Linked DNA regions of Homo sapiens: region 2 is linked to region 1. A link is a contact called in ENCODE Hi-C or POLR2A ChIA-PET data. All regions are on one chromosome and are shown on one strand. Each heading gives the region's core, a stretch centred on a gene start or an enhancer-like site at or near the end of the contact. The rest is flanking DNA. Distances are from core to core; before and after follow the strand shown.

Region 1 (2,777 bases), core at 136-2,635:
CTCTCTTGGTACTTATTATAAGGTCCTTCTTACTGGGGGTTTTATTCGATTATCACCTTTATGTCTGTTCCAGCCAGAATCCTGCTGTGTGACACCTGGGAATCCATCACCCTAGTCCCTGCTCTGGGGTTTGCACACCACATTTTCCTGGGTGTCAGGACTTCCTGGTGCTTGAAGATATGCAGTGAGACAGGGCTGCTTCTGACTTTTCAGAGTTCCTGCCTCTGACGCCTCACATAGCAGCCCCTGGACCCAGTGTTCTCAACAGTGGGGGATCTCTTCTCAGAGGAGAAAAGGCTCAGGCCTGGAGAGGATGGGCCTGGTGATTGCTGGGTGGGGCAGGGGATGCCAGATGTCCTGCAATGCACAGGTCAGTTCACTCAACATCCCTCGTCCCTGGACAGTTATGGCGACAAAAACACAATCTATAATTATCTGAGCCTAGAACCTGCGTTTTTACAAATAAACACGGTGAATTTGTGCATGGTTTTAACATATGATGAATTTTTCAAGAAAGCATCTATTACTGAAACTAATTTGTTTCTCAAGGGTTGTTTGAAATTTAAAAGATCACATCACCCACAGAGAAGCTGGTATCCATCTGCATTTGCAGCAGATGTATTCAGGGTGGTTCCATGGATAGGTTCAAACCTCTGACCACTTCATGATCATCCTAGGAGTCATGTACAAACATTCACAGTTTTGTTATTAGTCACTTTCCCTGTATGTCTCCTTTATATTACAATTAGGACATTTACAAATTCATTGGGTACATATGTTGTTTTATTTATGAATTTCTTTCACATGGTAAAAGGGATATTAAAAACTGTCTGTTTAACAAAGAGGCTTTGGGTCTGATAGGGCTGAGATCCATGGTGCTCAGGCCTCAGGGTACATTAGAACAGAGACCACCCCAATCATCCTGCGCCAGGAATATATGGTAGGTGCTCAATTAATGTTTGTTAAATGAATAACTTCACTAGGAAAATCTTTCCAAGAAATTAGCAGCAGCTCTTTGTTCTGTCCTTTGCAGTAAGTGACCAGTACATACTTCTTTTTTTTTTTTTTTTTAAGACAGAGTCTCTCTCTGTCACCCAAGCTGAAGTGCAGTTGTGCGATCATGGTTCACTGCAGCCTCAACTTCCTGGACTCAAGCGATCCTCCCACCTCAGGCTCCTGAGTAGCTGAGACTACAGGCGCATGCCACCACGCGCAGCTCATTTTTTGTATTTTTTGTAGAGATGGGGTTTCACCATATTGCCCAGGTTGGTCTCAAATTCCTGGGCTCAAGTGATCCGCCCACCTCAGCCTCCCAAAGTGCTAGGATTACAGGTGTGAGCCATTGTGCCCAGCTACATAATTTTGCAATGAATGTGTCAGATGGTTGAGCTTTTGGCAGAAGAGGAAAGCTGCAAAAGGTGAGTTTAAGATAACCTTGTCACCTAACCTGCCCTTCAGGGACTGTAGGAACACTAGAGGGGAAGATGCAGTAAATTTAATTCAGGAAATATTCTCTGAAGGGAAATAAAGCTAAAAAGAAATGCTTCTGACCTTTATATTAGATTTATTCACCCATTGAACAAATGTTTGCTCAATATTTATTATGTGTCAGGCACTAGGAGGCATAGCAGCTATGGTAGCAACAGGTGCTGTAGCTCAAAAAAATCCTACAATAGGCTTTGAGGAAAAGATTATTTTTAAAAAATACAAGTATGGGCCAGGTGCGGTGGCCCAGGCCTGTAATCTCAGCACATTGGAAGGCTGAGGCAGGTGGATAAACTGAGGCGGGTGGATAAACTGAGGTGGGTGGATAACCTGAGGTCAGGAGTTCGAGGCCAGCTTGGCCAACATGGTAAAACCCCCGTCTCTACTGAAAATACAATAATTAGCTGGGCGTGGTGGTGGGCACCTACAGTCCCAGCTACCTGGGAGGCTGAGGCAGGAGAATTGCTTGAACCCAAGAGGCGGAGATTGCAGTGAGCCAAGATCGCGCCATTGCACTCCAGCCAGGGCAACAGAGCAAGACTCCGTCTAAAAAAAAAAAAAAATACAAGTATGTACACAATAGAAAGATTTTTGAAATAAGCCATAATCTTCCTTCCCAGTTAATTCTCAGTGGCATTTAAAAAATAATGCATGTGGAAGACTGGAAAATTCAAACAGTACAGAAAGTAGGAAATGAAAGGTTAAATCTCACCCATATATATCCCATATATTTTTATTTTTTAATCTACATACATATTTCAATCCAAAAGAACCCTACTATATGGCTGGGCATGGTGTCTCATGTCTGTAATCTTAGCACTTTGGGAGGCTGAGTGGGGAGGATCTCTCAAGCCCAGGAGTTGGAGATCAACCTGAGCAACATAGTGAGACCTTGTCTCTACTAAAAATTTAAAAATTAGCCAGGCATGGTGGCGCACATCTATGGTCCCAGCTACTCCAAAGGCTGAAGGAGAAGGATTGCTTGAGGCTGGGAGGTCAAGGCTGCAGTGAGCTGTGATTGCACCACTGCATACCAGCCTGGGTGACAGACAGAGAGAGAGCCTGTCTCAAAAAAAAAAAAAGAAAGAAAAAAGAACCATACTATAAACACGGTTCTGCACCTTGCTTTTGTAACATAGTAATATATTTTTGAGATCTTTCCATTTTAGGGCATGCTTGTTAACAACTACTAGAACTCCACTGAATGGATGTACCATAATGTATGTCACTTGTCCCTTATTGATGGGCACTCGACACTGTCTCTATCCTGTGCACACTTTTGAGAGCTCTCT
Region 2 (2,918 bases), core at 11-2,510, 220 kb before region 1:
CCCGCCATGCCTGAGCCTCCCACCCCCTCCATGGGCTCCTGTGCGGCCCGAGCCTCCCTGACGAGCGCCACCCCTGCTCCATGGTGCCCAGTCCCATCGACCACCCAAAGGCTGAGAAGCGCGGCCAAATGGCGCGGGACTGGCAGGGAGCTCCACCTGCAGCCCTGGTGCGTGATCCACTGGGTGAAGCCAGCTGGGCTCCTGAGTCTGGTGGGGACGTGGAGAACCTTTATGTCTAGCTCAGGGATTGTAAATACACCAATCGGCACTCTGTCTCTAGCTCAAGGTTTGTAAACACACCAATCAGCACACTGTGTCTAGCTCAGGGTTTGTGAGTGCACCAATGGACACTCTGTATCTAGCTACTCTGGTGGGGCCTTCGACAACCTTTGTGTCTAGCTCAGGGATTGTAAACGCACCAATCAGCGCCCTGTCAAAACAGACCACTGGGCTCTACCAGTCAGCGAACGTGGGTGGGGCCAGATAAGAGAATAAAAGTAGGCTGCCGGAGCCAGCAGCGGCAACCCTCCTGGGATATTCTTCTGCAGTGTGGAAGCTTTGTTCTTTCGCTCTTTGCAATAAATCTTGCTACTGCTCACTCTTTGGGTCCACGCTTTTTTTATGAGCTGTAACACTCACCGCCAAGGTCTGCAGCTTTACTTCTGAGCCAGCGAAACCACGAACCCACCAGAAAGAAGAAACTCCTAACACATCCGGCCATCAGAAGGAACAAACTCCAGACGCGCCACCTTAAGAGCTGTAATGTAACACTCACCGCGAGGGTCCGCGGCTTCATTGTTGAAGTCAGTGAGACCGAGAACCCACCAATTCCGGACACACTGGGAGCAAGGGGCCACCAGGTTGCTTAAGGAGGGGTGAACTGACTCAGGTCAAAAACGGAGCAGTTCAAAACTCCCGTTCTGATCAGTAGTGGAACCGCACCTGTGAGTAATCACCGTACTGCAGAATGGGCAACATAGTGAGACCCCCATGTCTAAAAATAATAATTAAAAATTTAAAAAGAAAAGGATTTCCTGTGGAGGATTTTCAAAATACACTGGCCTAGGTTTCTGTCCCAGAGATTTGGATCTGGGCCAGGGCCCAGGTGTGTATTTGAGGGGTAATAAATGAAATTAATACATGTACAGTGCTTAGAAGGGCTCACATTATCATGCAAAAAATGTTAGCTCTGTTATTCATTGTTATCCAAAAAGTCTATTGAGTATCTACTCTGTGCAGCACCGGAAATACACTGATAAGCCCACATCTCTGCTCTTTCAGAGCTTACAACGTGCAGAGGAAAAAACAAACAACAAAAAATAAAAAAAAAAAATTGAAACTAGCAAATTCAAAGAGTGCTATATCCAGTCTGCCCTCAAACCCCTGCCTTTTCTGCCTCCTAGGACTATCCTCTTCTCTCCTCCCACTGCCACTGTCCTGGTCCAGGCCGCCATCACCTCTCACCAGGATGGCTCCAACAGCTCCCAATTTTCTCTGCCTGCAGCCTTGCAGCTTTCCTCACAATGCAACCAGAGGGATTGTCTAAAAGGCGCATCTTCCTCCTCTCCTGCCAGTTTCCAAATCTCTTCTCCAAGTGTGCTGCCGGCAAATTAAACAAGACAACCAACCCAGGCTGGAGTAGATCTTGCGGGTTTCTTTCATCAACATCACACCTCATTAGGTTGATTTGTGTGTTTCCAGAGTTGCCTGTGCTGGGTGAGTGTGTGTATTTTGAACACCATCTAGTGGACAATAGGGCAATTTATTTCCAGGCTATGGAATGAACTCCCCAAGCCCTAGTCAATCTTTCGAACTTCAAAGATTTAATAAGTAGCCAGATTTTAAAAGCAAAGATTGTTCTTGACCCCATAACAAGATCAGAGTCAAAGGCAACTTGCAGCCTGCTTCAGAAGCTCCACTCTGCCAATAGGCCAGAGGGAAAGGAGGAGTAGGGTGGTGCCAAATAGAGGTAACTTTGGCCGTTAAGATCCTTTTGTCCTCACCCCAGATGCTGGTTCCTTGCTCTCCCTGTAGCTTCAGATTCTCAGCTGGTTTCCCATCCCTTTTCCTAAAAGGACAACAGCCCTGCCTAGCAGATTTCAAATTTCAGTCTACCAAGCACTGCTATTTCGCTCTCTCTCTCTCTTTTGTCTTTTTTTAAAGAGACGGAGTCTCACTCTGTCACCCAGGCTGGAGTGCAGTGGCACAATCACAATTCATTGCAGCCCTGAGCTCAAGCCATCCTCCCACCTCAACCTCTGGGACTACAGGCCCATGCCACCATGACTACCTAACTTTTTAAAATTTTTTGTAGAATGGTTGGGTGTGGTAGCCCACATCTGTAATCTCAGCACTTTGGGAGGGCAAGCCAAGGGGATTGCTTGACCCCAGGAGTTCAAGACCAGCCTGGGCAACATGGCGAAACCCCATCTATACAAAAAATTCAAAAATTATCCTGGCATGCTTGTAGCATCCTGCGCACGCCTGTAGCCTCAACTACTTGGGAGGCTGAGGTGGGAGGATCAGTTGAGCCTGACAGGAGGAGGCTGCAGTCAGCCAAGATCATGCCACTGCACTCCAGCCTGGGCAACAGAGCGAGACCCTGCCTCAGAAAAAAAAAATTGTTTTTGTCGAGACAGGGTCTCTCTGTGTTTCCCATGCTGGTCTCGAATGCCTGGCCTCAAGCAATCCCCCTGCCTCGGCCTCCCAAAGTGTTGGGATGACATCTGTGAGCCACCACACTTGGCCCCCAAGCACTGCTATTTCCCATGGTAAATTAATAAATTGGTGTCCTGATTTTCATATCAGTCTCCCAATGGGTTCCCAATGGATTCCTTCTGGATACGTGGACAAAATTGAGTTACGAGACTAAGAAAGCTCAGTGTCAGACCCTAGAACATGGTGAGCCCATCAAGGTC

The links. Hi-C counts contacts between places; a loop is a spot of excess contacts on that map. ChIA-PET counts read pairs that join two places held with the same protein, here RNA polymerase II (POLR2A). Pooled maps may share reads with other maps.
Region 2: a loop to region 1 is called in a pooled map, with 2.6 times the contacts of the local background. The contact joins two enhancer-like sites. A Hi-C loop is called at or near these places in 2 of 50 pooled maps. POLR2A ChIA-PET finds 5 or more read pairs at or near these places in 3 of 52 experiments (A673, activated CD4-positive, alpha-beta T cell and activated naive CD4-positive, alpha-beta T cell).

What each region holds. Positions count from the first base shown.
Region 1 is chr1:226,201,324-226,204,100 of GRCh38, reverse strand. No RefSeq gene overlaps it. Among named protein-coding and RNA genes, the nearest start is that of ACBD3, 16 kb to the right of the region's middle. RefSeq lists an enhancer at 152-653. Within about 2 kb of position 1,385, at least 2 of the 41 ENCODE cell types and tissues checked have a DNase peak (open chromatin) inside an H3K27ac peak, as active enhancers do.
Region 2 is chr1:226,423,498-226,426,415 of GRCh38, reverse strand. No RefSeq gene overlaps it. Among named protein-coding and RNA genes, the nearest start is that of PARP1, 17 kb to the right of the region's middle. RefSeq lists a silencer at 1,723-1,772. Within about 2 kb of position 1,260, at least 4 of the 41 ENCODE cell types and tissues checked have a DNase peak (open chromatin) inside an H3K27ac peak, as active enhancers do.